Regions from separate parts of the Homo sapiens genome. Here region 2 is linked to region 1. A link is an interaction called in ENCODE POLR2A ChIA-PET data of the cell type or tissue named here. Cell type or tissue: IMR-90. All regions are shown on one strand.

Region 1 (8,000 bases):
TGACCAAGGTCACAGCATGACAAAAGCAATGACTTCTTATTGTTTTAGCAGACAGATGTGAGAACACATCATCCTTCCTTCTTCCTTCCTTCCTTCCTTCAATCACTTAGCGCTTACCGACAGGCTATGCTGATGTAAGCTGCTCACTCTCTTAGCAGCCGTGATGAGAACTGCCCATCAATAAAGGCAATATTAGGAAGATGGTGGCTGGGCCCATAAGGGGGTATAGATGGGTGCTGTGGGGAGATTAGAGGGCTCCGTGGGAAGAGAGGGCAGGTGGGCCTTGGGTAGGGCCATCAAGGGTAGGCCTTGCAGGAAGGCCGGTTCTCTCTTCTTGGAGGGGATGTTGGTTTTGCCTTCCCAAACCTCTTGCCCTCCTTTCTGATGTCAGACCTTGCCACCCCTGACCACGGGGGTAGGTGGCATAAGCCAGTTGGCCATTGTTAGTGACGTGGATTCAGGCACAGCGACATCACCAGACACAAAGGAAAGCAATCAGCCATGATGCTTGCGATTTCTCCTCTCAGATTCTCTCTGATTCAACCTTCTGCACTGACATTACAACACAGGATTAAATAGACCCCTCATCTTTGAAGTGGGAGCTTTTCAAATCCAGCCCACAAACACTTCTGCATGCCCACCACCCTGCATAAGGCAGTGGGCTGGGTCCCTATGCATGAGGTTTTGGTCATCCACAAAAAAGTGAAGGGGGTGCTTGACACCGCTATCACTTCCATTAGACATAAGAGTTCAGTTTCTATTAGAAGAAAGTTAGAGTCAAAACAAACATGCCCTTGCAAAGGTGTAAGCCCAGACCCTGACACACAGAATGTCCTCAAAGGGTGATGAATGTCAGCACTTCGAGGTGGACCCACAGTGTGGGCATCACAGGGTGGGGCTGGGTGGGGGCCTCAGGTGGAGAGACTGCATGGTGAGCCCAGAAAGCAGCTTTGGGTTCGGTGCGCACACGAGCCCATGTAGCAGGTGCAGGAGGCTTCGCTCCATTTATAAGTAAGGACACTCCTTGGGCAGGACAGAATCTTTGAGATTTAGCACAGTTTCTTCATTTCTGTTTGCAGACAGGCCTGGGCTGATCTGGATTTTGCTTTACCTGATCCGGGAAAAGACGGTGGCAAAATTGTTGAGACAAATGAATCAGAAATTGGCAGAATAGATGACACAAAAATCCAAGATCAAAGCTCCGATGCTATCACCCTCTGGATGATCCTCCAAGAGAGAGGCATGGAGGACATTACTATGCATTATTTAAGAGATACATGGTTCTGAAATTGACATGGCCTCTTTTGTTCAAACAGAACGAACTTCTCAGAGTCCTCGTCCATCACCAGCCCTAAGTGGGAAATTCCAAGCCTGGACACAGGGTCTGTTTGTTGAATGCTGTGTTCAGGCTTTGTCTTGCCATCCCTGTCTGCATGAATGGAGGTCAAGGCTGATCCCGTATGAAGCCCGCTCTGTGAAGACATCCAGGAGAGCCTTACCTGGTCTCCCAGGAAGTGACAGGAGTTTAGAATGGAGGATAAGTTGCTAGTGTGCTTCCTTTTTGGTTTTGAAAAAGGTGTGTGGCCTGTGTATTGGTCCAGAGCCTGGCCCAGGGCTGCCCAGGGTTGCCACTGTGGCTGTCTGACCTCCTATAGGCCGTGGGACTTTCCTAAACCTCAGTACAATCATCAACCAAAGGTATAGTAACTGTGGCCCTGGCCTATGTCATTGGGTTTTTACTGGAATAAAATAATGCTGGGCTTACTATTTTGTTAGATGGTTGGGGATATTTTTGTCAATAGCTCAGCTTTACTTGTTTTCTCACTAGAGTGACGTCGCGCTTGCGAATGGCCTTGGAGGTGGTATTCTCTGTAAACCAAACAGGAGCTGTAGGACTGAGCCAGTTGTATTTGCACTGTGTTCGCTCCTGGCTGCCTGCGGGTGTCTGGCTTCTGCGAGGCCTGCCCTCCTCTCCACCCAGCCTGAGGTCTGAGGCTGTTAAACCACAACAATTAGAGGGCTAGCTTTATGGGGAGGCTCAGATTGTTCACTCACTTCGCCTGGGTAATTACAGCGAAGTGAAGCTGGCGGTTGACTCTCGTAAGAGTTTGGATTTCCAGAATCAACCGTGGGACTGTCTCCCTGCAGATGTGGACCTTCCTGGAGCCCAGAGGTCCCCCAGACAACCCAGTGCCTCTCGAATGTTCTCTGCTCTGTACCTGACACCACCTCCATGTGGCTTCACGATAGTGGGCTTAAGGATGTCATGATCTGTCCAGGATTCGGAAGATATTTTGATAATCACAAAACACGAATTAGGGTGCCTACAGCTATAGTCCTCAAAGTGGCCACATCCAAGCTAAAATGCTTTCAGGGATAATGAGAACCACCTCTCCTGATTCTCAGTCTTGCTGTCTCAGGGCAGGGGAGACATTGCCATCACGATTCATATGAGATGTCTCAGGTGCCTTCATCCCTTCTCCCAGGGCAATGGTTTTCTATAGAGGCCTTGATAAGGTAACAGGATATCCTGGTTATTTAATAAATTTCATGGAACTTCCCACCACACATTCAAAAGCAAACCAAAGCCACTAAAACACGAGAAATGATGTATGCCATAGGAAAGGCGGCTGTCATGAAGTCCCAGAGAGGCGATTTCTACCAAGAAGGTAGGAAGAGCATTGGGTTTCTTATTATCAGGGGGATGAACCCCCCTTACCCTTGCCCTGTCCCTGACACCTGGGCCGTGAATGAGGTGCGGTCATGGGTGGGCTGAGTTGTAGGAAGGCAGAGAGCTGGGCGGCAGTGTAGGTTCTGAAATTTCCCAAAAGGAGAGACTCGGGGATGCAATCTGGTTGGAAGAAATGATTAAGTTTACTCAACGTGTTGGCAAATTCTTACTTAGCTTTGATAAAAGAAAATTTTCAGCTGAATTAAATTTAAAGGAGTTTAATTGAGCAATGAACGATTCGCAAATCGGGCAGCCCCCAGAGTCACAGCAGAGACTACCATGCAGCCACGTGGTGGAAGAAGATTTATAGACAAAGAAAGGGAAATGATGTACAGAAATTGGAAGTGAGGTACAGGATGGCTGGATTGGTTGCAGTATGGTGTTTGCCTTATTTGAACACAGCTTAAAGACTCAGCAGCATATGAGTGGTTGAAGTACGGCCGCTGGGCTTGGCCAAGACTCAGCTATTGTTCCGGGCGCATACTCCTAAGTTAGGTTTTCAATCTTGTCTACCTATTAAGCTAGGTTGCAGTTCATCCACAAGGACTCAAATATAGAAGTATGGAGCCCTGGCTGGGCGCAGTGGCTCACGCCTGTAATCCTAGCACTTTGGGAGGCCAAGGTGGCTGGATCACCTGAGGTCAGGAGTTCGAGACCAGCTTGGCCAACTTGTGAAACCCTATCTCTACTACAAATACAAAAATTAGCTGGGCGTGGTGGTGTGTGCCTGTAATCCCAGCTACCCGGGAGGCTGAGGCAGTGGAATCACTGGAACCTGGGAGGTGGAGGCTGCAGTGAGCCGAGATTGTGCCACTGGATTCCAGTCTGGGCAACAGGGCAAGTCTCCATCTACAAAAAAAAAAAAAAAAAAAAAAAAAAAAAAGAAGTACGGAGTCCTTCTCAGACCATATTTAGTTCACTTTAACAGCTGTTTTGTTTCAGATTAAATAAATCAGTAAGATGCTTTAATCCACATTTTCATAAGATTGAGAATATCAACTCTTTATCAAACAATGTTATTTTCATCATATCAAGGGGTGGCTTTGAGGTTGCTGATGGAAATGAAGGCGGGAACTAACATGTCTCCCAAGCTTCCTTGGCTGGATAGGGCTGGATAGCTGGAGGTAGCCTGCCACTTCTCTCCTGAAGCTGGTGAATGGCACACCTCAGACAGCTGCCCTTGTGTCTCTTAACCTGTCCCTTTGCAAGGACGCATTGTCAATCACAATCCCTTACTTCCTATGTTTTCTGACCTCCCTCCATACTCCATTAAAGGAGTCTGGATTTTTATCGAAGTTCTGTCACTTGACAGCTGTGGGTGACCTTGAACAAGTCACTGATGCTCTCTAAGCCTCGGGTTCCTTATTTATAAAATGGGAATCAGAATACTTCCTACCTCATAGGGCAATGATCAGATTAAATATGATAATATTTGGAAAGCAGTTGCCACCGTGCCTGGCATATTTAAAATATTCTCACTATTGCTGTCATCATCATCATCACAGCAGCAGTAGTAGTAGGTATTTGTATGTGTTTTTGCAGCAGAGGCTAGAGTCTTGGAGAATCTTTAATATGCTCAGAGTTATTAGAGCATTGCCATCTTTGCTGGAGAAAAGGACTTGTCTTAGCTGTGTTTTGTTATCTAGTTAAGTTCAAAAATGCCCACCTGAGATCTGCGGGGGGGGGGGGGGGGGGCAGTGCACCCTTTTAAACCCTGAGAAATGGAAATTAATTATGACAGCAAAAAGACCACCATCCTAGTCAGAATGAGCTAGGCTTATCGTGCTGTAACAAACAACCCTAAAAATCTCAGTGCCATAATATGCAACAGCTGATTTCTTGCTCACTGCAAGCCCATCATAGGTAGGCAGTGGCGGAGTCTGCGCTCTACCCCGTGCAGGGCCCCTGCCTCCGCTCTCTGGAAGTTTGCTGGTTGCCATAGGGGAGAAGAGTGAGACTGGGGAAAGGCTCAGGAGCGTTTCACTGCCTCAGCCTGGAGGCGCAGGTCAGTTCCGCTTGCATTTCATTGGCCAGTACTGGTCACATGGGCTGAGAATTACAGGTTCCTATCGCTCCAGGAAGGAGCCTGAAACTGGCCGGCTCTGAGTCAGTTCATCCCTAGCGTGTCCGTGTCCGCAAAGGGCACAGCAAAGACCTTAACGCAGCGCCAGAGGCCATGTGGCCAGGGGTTTTGTTTAGAGTAGGAGCTGACAAACATTTTCTTAAGGGGCCAGAGAGTAAATATTTTAGGCTCTGAAGGCCATGTGGTCCCTGACGCAACAACTCAGCTCTAGAAAGGAGCCTAGGCAATGTGTAAATAAATGGACCTGGCTGAGTGCCAATGAAACCTCATTTGCAGAAACAGGTGGGCCCTGCAGTCCCTGGTTTAGAGCAGCCCAGAGCATCTCTTAGAAAACCAAAATCGTATTTTTAATAAAAACATAATATTCCAAGTGATCCCCCTCAATTTGCCAGATGAATAGGGCTGCTGTGACGAGATGAGGATAATGTGAGGGGGTATTCAAATGACCACAGTTACCATCTCAGTGACAGACGTGAACCCAAAAGTATCGGGGACATGTCTCAATCTATTTAGAAAGTTTTATTTTGCCAAGGTTAAGAATGCGCCCGTGACACAGCCTCAGGAGGTCCTGAGGACATGTGCCCAAGATGGTGGGGCACAGCTTGCTTCCATACATTGCAGGGAGACATGAGACATCAATCAATATTTGCGAGATGTACGTTGGTCCTGTCTGAAAGGGTGGGACAACTCGAAGTTGGTGGCGGGGGCAGGGTGACTTCCAGGTCATAAGCACGTGTAAACATTTTCCAATTGGCAATTGGTTGAAAGAGTTACTATCAATAGAAAGGAATGTCTGAGTTACGATGAAAGGTTGTGGAGACCAAGGTTTCATCATGCAGAGGAAGCCTCGAGGTAGCAGGCTTCAGAAACAAGATATTGTACATGTTTCTTGTCAGACTGAAGGTCTGTGTTGATGTTGGGGTGATGAGGCATGTCTGACCCCCACTTCCCGTCCTGGCCTGAACTAGATTTTCAGGTTAACTCTGGAAGGCCCTTGGCCGAGAGGGGGGATCCGTTCAGATAGCTGAGGGGCATTAGAATTTTATTTTTGGTTTATACAGACAACGATGACTAGCTTCTATTCTTGCCCCATAGATTCTTAAAGTACTTCCGTTATTCCAATGCCTTTTTTTTTTTTTTTTTTTTTTTTAGAAAAAGAAGTAAACGATCTCACTGTTTTGGAACTCTGAGTTTCTAATTTGAAACAGCAGAATGGGATATTTAAGAGCAGATGAGAAAAGTTAGCAACTGCTGAGTCTTCTTTAGCATAATTCATTTAACATATAACCTAGGTAGCCCTTATTTTCACATATTTTAAGTGTTCTAGAAACGCCTTTGGAAGCTTCTTCAAGGAGAAGCCAAACTTAGAAATTCCTTTTCTCTCTCTCTTCTTCCATAAATACCCCAAAGCGGCCACTGCACCAAGCGCTGTTCTAGGCATGAGGATGTCGGAAGAGAGGCCCAGTGACAAGGTCGATGTTTCCATGGAGGTCACAATTCAGGCAATAAGTACACAAACAAACGAGTAAACGCAGCACATTTAAATACCTGTGAGTGCAATAGAAAACAGCTCAGTGAGAGTGAGGGTGGTGTAAGAGTGGATGGTGTCCGTGAGGAAAGCAGCATCTGTTTCTAAACGTGAGGCTGCCAGTGTCCACCTGCAGGAAAGGCTGTCCTTCTGGTTAAGTTGAGCAGAACAGGATTTAATGCAGGGTATTAGGTACTTTCAGAATCCCTCAGAAGGCTGGGCCTCCACAGCAGCTCCCCAAATCACACCCCGTGGGCTGCCCGGAGCTGCGCTCACTGCTGCTGTCAGGAAAATCAGGAACCAGTAGCTGGGGTAGTAGCCACTGGCTCAAGAATGTGTGACAGGGCTGGGCGCAGTGGCTCACACCTGTAATCCCAGCACTTTGGGAGGCTGAGGCGGGCAAATCACGAGGTCAAGAGATTGAGATCATCCTGGCCAACATGGTGAAACCCTGTCTCTACTAAAAATACAAAAATTAGCTGGGCGTGGTGGTGCACACCTGTAGTCCCTGCTACTCGGGAGGCTGAGGTAGGAGAATCGCTTGAACCCGGGAGGCAGAGGTTGCAGTGAGCCGAGATCATGCCGCTGCACTCCAACCTGGCGACAGAGCGAGACTCTGTCTCAAAAAAAAAGTGTGACAGGCCAGCACAGTGTCTCATGTCTGTAATCCCAGCACTTTGGGAGGCCGAGATGGGAGGATATGAGGATCACTTGAGCCCAGGAGTTTGAGACCAGCCTGGTCAACATAGTGAGACCCCATCTTTACACACACACACACACACACACACACACACACGAATGTGTTACAGGCTGGATCCAGGGGTCTGGGAGCAGCCTGCCTGTAGCCATGGGAACTGCCTCATGACACTCACAAAACAAAGCCTCTTGACACTGTTGTAGGAACCCCCAGTGCTGCCACAGCTGGGCCACCCAAGAGCACCAGCCAAGAAGCAGCAACACAGCCGCCTGCTTCCACTCACCTCCACCGTCCAAACCCTACGCAAGGGCATTGAGTTGAGTTGGGGGGCCTACTCTTCTAGAGTCCTTGCAAGGGATCAGAAAATATGATGGTAGCTTTCCCAGCATATCAGCTCCCTAGAGCTGCCATAACAGACTGGGCGGCTTAAACAACAGACATTTGTCCTGGCGCAGTGGCTCACACCTGTAATCCCAGCACTTTGGGAGGCCGAGGCGGGTGGATCACGAGGTCAAGAGATTGAGACCATCCTGGCCAATATGGTGAAACCCCCACTCTACTAAAAATACAAAAAAATTAGTTGCGTGTGGTAGCATATGCCTGTAGTCCCAGCTACTCGGAGGCTAAGGCAGGAGAATCACTTGAACCTGGGAGGCAAGAGGTTGCAGTGAGTCGAGATCGTGCCACTACACTTCAGCCTGGTGACAGAGTGAGACTCCATCATCATCATCAACAACAACAACAACAACAACAACAAAACAGACATTTTTTGTCTCATCGTTCTGGAGGCTGGAAGTACAAGACCAAAGTGTCAGCTGGGTTGGTTTTCCTGAGGCTGTGAAGGAGAATCTCTTCCAGGCCTTTTCCCAGCTTCTGCTGGGTTGCTGGCCATCTTTGGTGCTTCTTGGCTTGTAGACACATTGCTCCGATTCCTGCCTTTGTCTTCACAGGGTGTTCTCCC
Region 2 (8,000 bases), 310 kb before region 1:
AGGCAAATATAATGTGCTACATGTTAGTATAGCTAACCTGTCATTTTGTATGTATTTTTTCCCTTTATATTATTATGATTATTTATTTATTTATTTATTTTTTGAGATGGAGTTTCGCTCTCGTTGCCCAGGCTGGAGTGCAGTGGCACAATCTCGGCTCACTGCAACCTCCACCTCTTGGGTTCAAGTTAATCTTCTACCTCAGCCTCCTGAGTAGCTGGGATTACAGGCGCCTGCCACTGTGCCCGGCTAACTTTGTATTTTTAGTAGAGACGGGGTTCCTCCATGTTGGTCAGTCTGGTCTCGAACTCCCGACTTCAGGTGATCTGCCTGCCTCGCCCTCCTAAAGTGCTGGGATTACAGGCGTGAGCCACCTTGCTCAGCCATTATTTTTTATTTTTAGTTGACTAATAATTGTCTATGTTTATGGAGTAAGTACACTGTGGTGTTTTAATATATATTTACATTGTGGGATGATTAAATCAAGCCAATAAACATCTCTGCCACTTCACATACTGAGCATTTTTCTGTAGTCAGAACATCTGAAATCTACTCAGAAATTTTGAAATAATATATAATTAACTGTCACTTTGTATATTGCAGGTATTTATTAGTAAATGTATTAATTGAATGAAAAGTGTCTAGGGCAGGGGTTGGGGGAAGAACACATGAAATGTAAGTTTTTAGAATTGTAGTTTCTGCCAGCTTCTAGCGACCAAAAGTAGTTTTTCTTTGGCTAGATGTCTGATTTACTGAAAAAATTATGTGTAAGGATCATTAAATTTCTTGTTTGGGTAGTTAAAAAAAACTTTTCTAAGAAACCACCGTGATATATCCTGCAAAGAAATTATTACTTAAATCATATACTCCTTCTTTGCCTCCATTGTGTGTCAGGTCCCTTTGCTAAACTAATTGTTGAGAACTTAATTTGTTAATAGATTGATTTATTTTTACACAGTGTCCAACATGAATTAATTTGAATTAACAAGTAAGATGTTTAAAATGGAGCTATTGCTCTTATTTTCCTATACTTCAAAACTTTTTTCTGTTTTTTTTTTCTTCTTGGCATTCTTATTTAATTATTTTTTTTTGAGACGGAGTCTAGCTCTGTTGCCTAGGCTGGAGTGCAGTGGTGCAGCCTCGGCTCACTGCACTGCAACCTCCCCCTCCTGGGTTCAAGCGATTCTCCTGTCTTAGCCTCCTGAGTAGCTGCGATTACAGGCATGTGCCACCACGCCTGGCTAATTTTTGTATTTTTAGTAGAGACGGGGTTTCACCATGTTGGTCAGACTGATCTCGAACTCCTGACCTTGTGATCCACCCACCTTGGCCTCCCAAAGTGCTGGGATTACAGACATGAGCCACTGCAGGTTGCCTCTTCTCAGCATTCTTATACATTGTATTTTCAAAACTTAATCTGTTTGAAAAGCTATTGATTGAGTTTGAGGTGTGTTTTATTTCATAGGGCCGGGCAAATCATAGCAAACCAAATTTTTTTTCCCATCCAGATACGCTCTAAATACCTTGTCTTTTGAATTAACACCTGTGGATTGTCCTGTTGTTAGGACAGCTTCATTACATTCTTTTTTTGCATGTGATTTTAATTGTAGCCCTTGTTGGAAAGTGTGTGAATATAGTAAGATCCTGTTCTGAATGTTTTAAGGTTCCTAAGTGGTAGCAGAGATGGAACAGCACGGATTTGGAGATTTGAGCAGTTAGAATGGAGGAGCATTTTATTGGATATGGCTACCAGAATCTCAGGGTAAGTTGAGATTGTTAGAAGTAGGTGCATCATAGGTGTTCGATCTGTCTCTCTCTCTCTCTCTCTCTCGCTCTCTGTGTCTCTCAGTGGTTATTTTGTTGAGGGGATTATAGCTACCTTCTATTACGAAGAGCTGTGGTATAAGTGAATAGCTGCGTACTGCATATCAGGTGAACAGAGACATCCAGGTAAATTTATCCTTACGTTGTATAGCAAAGAATAACATGTACTTTTTCTATGGTTCAAAGCATTGACCTCCTTCTTAGATGTTGCATTTAAAAGCTTCTACAAGTAAAAAAGATAAAATTAACTCAAGTACGTTAAGAGTGGAAATTATACTTTTCTGTGGATAGGATTTTTGAAAAAATTTAAAAGTAGCTTAGAGCCAAGGCTGGGAAATAGGGTAAGCAAACATACTTTATTATTAAGGTTAAAAAAGAAAATTGAGCTCCAGCCTGGGTGACAGAGCGAGACTCTCTAAAAATAAAAGTCATAGATTTTACTTTAGAGTTTGTTTCCTGATTTTAACTTTGCACTTTTTCATATCAGTTTTTCTGAGAAACGTTTCCACATTTTGTCTTCTGGAAATCATGTCTGCTTTATTTTTATTTAAAAAAAATGGTTTAGGGTCTCACTCCATCGCCCAGGCTGGAGCGCCAGTGGTATGATCGTGACTCACTTCAGCCTTGACATTCCGGCCTCAGGCAGTCCCCCCATCTCAGCCTGTCCCCCCATCTCAGCCTTCCAAGTAGCTGGGACTATGAGCATGAGCCACCATGCCTGGCTAATTTTTATGTTTATTTTTTGTAAAGACTTTTGTTCAGGCTCATCTTGAACTCTTGGGCTCAAGTGATCCTCTTGCCTCTGCCTCCCAAATGCTTTGTTTTTAACAACAGAAATTGACTTATATTCTCTGCTGTAGCTCAAAGAATTGTATTGCATTTTCAAAATAAATTTGATCTTGTTTTTTTGTGGAATTATCTGTGATAGAGAATGAAAAGTATATATACTGGAAATTTGATAACCCTTGCTCATAAACAAATTAAAAAATCTTTATTATATATAAAAATGTTACATCTCAGTATGAAAGTGAATACTGTCAATCCTTGATTAGTTGAAATAAAGGGAATGGGGGTGAAGATAATTTAAAGTCAGTTTCACCTATTATTGTTTTATTAAGGAAAATAGAAACTGTCAAAACTTGAATGAAAATTTTTAAATGAGACTGAAAACTGTTTAGTTTTCTTGCTGACGCACTCGATCCATGAAGGGGACTTTTCCTATAATTTTCTTCATGAGAAAATATCTTCTCATTTTAAGTTTTCTTGCTTTCAAATCTTGAAAAACAGAGTCTTCTGTATGTAAGAATTGATTGATCTGTTTATTTTAGTGTTCTAATATTGGCGAATCAACTTGATGAAATGGAACATATCTGTTAGTAAATTCAAAGTTATTAATTTGTGGCTGGGCATAGTGGCTCATGCCTGTATTCCCAGCACTTTGGGAGGCCAAGGCAGGTGGATCACCTGAGGTCAGGATATCGAGACTAGCCTGGCCAACATGGTGAAACCCTGCCTCTACTAAAAAAAAATAGAAAAATTAGCCGGATATGGTGGCATGCGCCTGTAATCCCAGCTACTCGGGAGGCTAAAGCAGGAGAATCAGTTGAACCCAGGAGATAGAGGTTTCAGTGAGCCTAGATGGAGCCACTACACCCCAGCCTGGGCGACAGAGCTAGACTCCACCTCAAAAAAAAAAAAAAAAAGCAATGTTATTACTTCAAAAGCCTTTTAGTTTAAAGTGAAGAATGGAGTCTTTGCCTTTATTCCATTTTACTTTTTTTTTTGGAGACAGAGTCTTGCTCTGTCGCCCAGGCTGGAGTGCAGTGGTGCGATCTCTGCTCACTGCAAGCCCTGCCTCCTGGGTTCATGCCGTTCTCCTGCCTCAGCCTCACGAGTAGCTGAGACTACAGGCGCCCGCCACATGCCCGGCTAATTTTTTTTGTATTTTTAGTAGAGACGGGGTTTCACCATGTTAGCCAGGATGGTCTTTTTTTTTTTTTTTATTTATTTAAGTTTTAGGGTACATGTGCACAATGTGCAGGTTAGTTACATATGTATACATGTGCAACCAGGATGGTCTTGATCTCCTGACCTCGTGATCCACCCGCGTCGCCCTCCCAAAGATCTGGGATTACAGGCGTGAGCCACCGCGCCCGGCCTCCATTTTACTTCTTAATATTATTCTACCCTCAACACCAATCAATCTAGTTAGAATTATTCTCTCTTCTGTGTGTTTTTTTTTTGTAATTACATAGATAGCTGTTTTATAACACTCATTCTATATTCTTTTTTTTTTTTTTTTTGAAATGGAGTGGCACGGTCTCAGCTCATTGCAACCTTCGCCTCCTGGGTTCAAGTGATTCTCCTTCCTCAGCCTCCCAAGTAGCTGGGATTACAGGAGCCTGTCACTACGCCCAGCTAATTTTTGTATTTTTTATAGAGGCATGATTTCATCCTGTTGGCCAGGTTGGTCTGGAACTCCTGACCTCAAGTGATCCGCCCACCTTGGCCTCTCAAAAGTGCTGGGATTATAGGTGTGAGCTACCATGCCCAGCCTTTGTTAATTAAAACATGTTAGATGCTTGTAATATCTTTTTTTTTTTTTTTTTTTTTTTGAGACGGAGTCTTGCTCTGTTGCCCAGGCTGGAGTGCAGTGGTGCGATCTTGGCTCACTGTAAGTTCCGCCTCCTGGGTTCATGCTATCCTCCCACCTCAGCCTCCCGAGTAGTAGGGACTACAGGTGCCCACCACCACGCCTGGCTAATTTTGCTTTTTTTTGTATTTTTAGTAGAGACGAGGTTTCACCGTGTTAGCCAGGATGGTCTCAATCTCCTGACCTCGTTATCCGCCTGCCTCGGCCTCTCAAAATGCTGGGATTACAGGCATGAGCCACCGTGCCCGGCCGATGCTTGTAATTTCTTAAAACGTATTCTATTATTTCAGAACCATTAGGCCTTCCCTACCCCACTGTTGACTACTGTAATGCAGAGACCCTTTGCATATCACTTTTTTATTTTTTGAGAACGTAGTCTTGCTCTGTCACCCAGGCTGGAGTGCAATGGTGCGGTCTTGGTTCACTGCAGACTCTGTCTCCCAGGTTCCAATGATTCTCCTGCCTCAGCCTTCTGAGTAGCTGGGAATACAGGTGTGTGCCACCACACCTGGCTAATGTTGTATTTTTAGTAGAGACGGGGTTTCACCATGTTGGCCAGGCTAGTCTCAAACCGCTGACCTCGTGATCTGCCTGCCTCGGTCTCCCAAGATGCTGGGATTACAGGCGTGAGCCACCGTGTCTGGCCCTCCATAACACTTTTATAAAGGATGAAAAACATTCTAGGCATGTGTATCCAAGACCGTTCTTGCCAAGGGGCCTGTAGGAGTAGACTGTAGGAAAGTTGTATGAAGAGATGAGAATAGTCCCATTTACAGTTCAGATTGAACATCTGTGTGTCAGTTATTTTTCTAAACATTGGGGATATGAATATGAATTACCTTATTTTTGTGTTCCTAAAATTTTTTTGTCTTCTATGGAGAGAAACAGTTGAAAGTAAGTGTTAGCAATAGGTTTGTATTCAGAAGAAGGAAATAATAGGAAAGAAGTAGGGAGAAAAAGCATTGCTTTCATAAGCAGTAATGGTGTCCTAAAATCTGCCCTTATTCAGTCTCTGTACTGTTTCTAAATTATCCCTCCCTTCTTCAGGTTTTGCCCTCACCTGTTTCTAGACAGTCTGTTCTGGGTCAGCTGTGATGAACTCACTGTAGGGTTGATAAGATAGGCACATGGGTTGGATTTCTTTATTTTTGTATTGATGAGAGATTGTATACATTGTATAGCCAGCCATCTAAATAAGTTTACATGTTGTGTATTTTTTTGTTAGGGACTTATCTTCCGAAGAGGAAAGGTTTATGAAACCTAAAGTAACAATGATAGCTTGGAATCAAAATGATAGCATTGTTGTCACAGCTGTGAATGATCATGTCCTCAAAGTGTGGAATTCTTACACTGGACAACTGCTTCATAACTTAATGGTAGGTAATTTCTGGTACAGTGTAACAAATGAGATTTTTTGAAATATGATTGTAATTTTGAAGCTATAAAAATAATATATTGAACAAGTTGTTTCTCTCATGTAAACTATGAAATGATTAGAAATTTTTATAATTATAAATTATTGTCGAATACATTTCTAAAAGTATATGCTGTAACAGTATGTATTTTTAAATTTTCAATTTGTAACTTGTAAACCCTCCTTAATGTTATGACTTTGTTAAATAAAGGGACATGCTGATGAAGTATTTGTTCTGGAGACACATCCCTTTGATTCCAGAATTATGTTATCTGCAGGACATGATGGCAGCATATTTATATGGGATATTACAAAAGGTACCAAGATGAAACATTATTTTAATATGGTAAGTGAAGTGAGATGTACCTTGATACATGCTTGATAATTTGTTTAGAGTATTTGGGTTATGCGGCTTAGCCAGAAATTGATCTGCTTGTTTTGGCAGTTTGTTTTTACAAATCAGCATATTCAAAGCCTGCTAAATATTAGACAGCTACATGTATATACGTACATACATGAAATTCTCTGTATGACTGATTTATATGAGGGAGACATTTTTAAGTTACCTGTTGAGCATTTTATGTGCCTGTGTGTTTAAACTGGTAAAAGTATGGCAATTGTAAAAACTTTTTCACTACTTGAATTTATTGAAATATTCTATAACAAATTGAAATATTTGATAAATAGAAATATAAAAATAGTAATAAAATAAAATGACATTATTAATATTCAATATTAACCAAATATTACAATATTTGATTACTCCAATTTCAGTAACCTTGGGCTGGGTGTGGTGGCTCTGAACTCCTAACACTTTGGGAGGCTGAGACAGGAGGATTGCTTGAGCCCAGGAATTCAAGTCCAGCCTGGGCAATGTAGTGAGACACTCTCTTAAAAAAAAAAATCCCAAGATGGTTGAAATAGAGATCAAACATCATTAGGTTTTCCCGGCCTTTTTTCTTTATGTACAGGTGTATTCTTAAAAAAAAAAAATTTTTTTTTTTGCATATGTATATTCTAGAACCAAATGAGGATCCTACTGTATCTTTTTAGAATTTCTCCACATAATCATAATTATAGTTACTAATCAGCAAATTTAACATTTATAAGATAGCATTGTCTAGTCAGGTCTATAGTAACATCTTTTTAGATATATTTTGCTCCGTAGACCAGAATCCAGTTCAGGCTCATGCGTTGTGTTTAAGTGGTTGTATCTTTCTAGGTTTCTTTTTTTTCTTTTCTTTTTCTTTTCTTTTTGAGACAGAGTCTCGCTCTGTCGCCCAGGCTGGAGTGCAGTGGCGCAATCTCAACTCACTGCAAGCTCCGCCTCCCGGGTTCACGCTATTCTCCTGCCTCAGCCTCCCAAGTAATTGGAACTACAGGCACCCGCCACCAAACCTGGCTAATTTTTTTGTATTTTTTAGTAGAGACGGGGTTTCACCGTGTTAGCCAGGATGGTCTCCATCTCTTGACCTCATGATCCATCTGCCTTGGCCTCCCAAAGTGTTGGGATTACAGGCGTGAGCCACTGTGCCTGGCCTCTATTTTTCTTTAATTGTCACCAGCCCCTCTCAGCCTTTTTTCTTTTTCCTCTTTCTTGGCCTTTAACTTTTGTTGAATATTAGCAAGTATTGTTACAGAGTGTCCTCAGTTTTGTCTGATATTTTTTCATGATTAGATTGTTATAGTTTTTTAAATGAAATAAAACATAAGTGATATTGTGTCCTTCATGAATCATATTAGGAGGCACATGATATTTATTTGTCCCCTTACTATGGTGATAATTTTTTTTTTTTTTTTTTGGAGATGGAGTTTCTCTCTTGTTGCCCAGGCTGGAGTTCAATGGCACAATCTGGGGTCGCTGCGACCTCCGCCTCCTGGGTTCAAGTGATTCTGCTGCCTCAGCCTCCCGAATAGCTGGGATTTACAGGCACCTGCCATCACATCCAGCTAATTTTTTGTATTTTTAGTAGAGATGGGGTTTCACCATCTTGGCCAGGCTGGTCTTGAACTCCTGACTTCAAGTGATCACCCGCCTCGGCCTCCCAATATAATTATTAAACTAATTTTTTTAGTAGCGCTTTTGAGACTAATCTGAATATCCTGTTT

Evidence for each region. ChIA-PET counts read pairs that join two places held together with the same protein. Peaks named below come from ENCODE experiments on the same cell type or tissue, not always from the same donor. Only the 100,000 strongest peaks of a DNase experiment are listed, where the experiment ranks them.
Region 2: POLR2A ChIA-PET joins it to region 1 with 17 read pairs; 2 of 35 experiments call an interaction of 5 or more read pairs at or near these places.

Annotation. Positions count from the first base shown.
Region 1 is chr21:38,963,013-38,971,012 of GRCh38, reverse strand. No RefSeq gene overlaps it. Among named protein-coding and RNA genes, the nearest start is that of LINC01700, 11 kb to the left of the region's middle. In IMR-90, no CTCF peak of the experiment used is centred here; a DNase peak (open chromatin) is centred at 4,902; H3K27ac peaks cover 354 bases.
Region 2 is chr21:39,268,136-39,276,135 of GRCh38, reverse strand. BRWD1 (bromodomain and WD repeat domain containing 1) reads left to right here. Exons shown (of 41, transcript NM_033656.4): 13 at 1,664-1,762; 14 at 5,703-5,853; 15 at 6,103-6,237. Among named protein-coding and RNA genes, the nearest start is that of BRWD1, 41 kb to the left of the region's middle. In IMR-90, no CTCF peak of the experiment used is centred here; no DNase peak of the experiment used is centred here.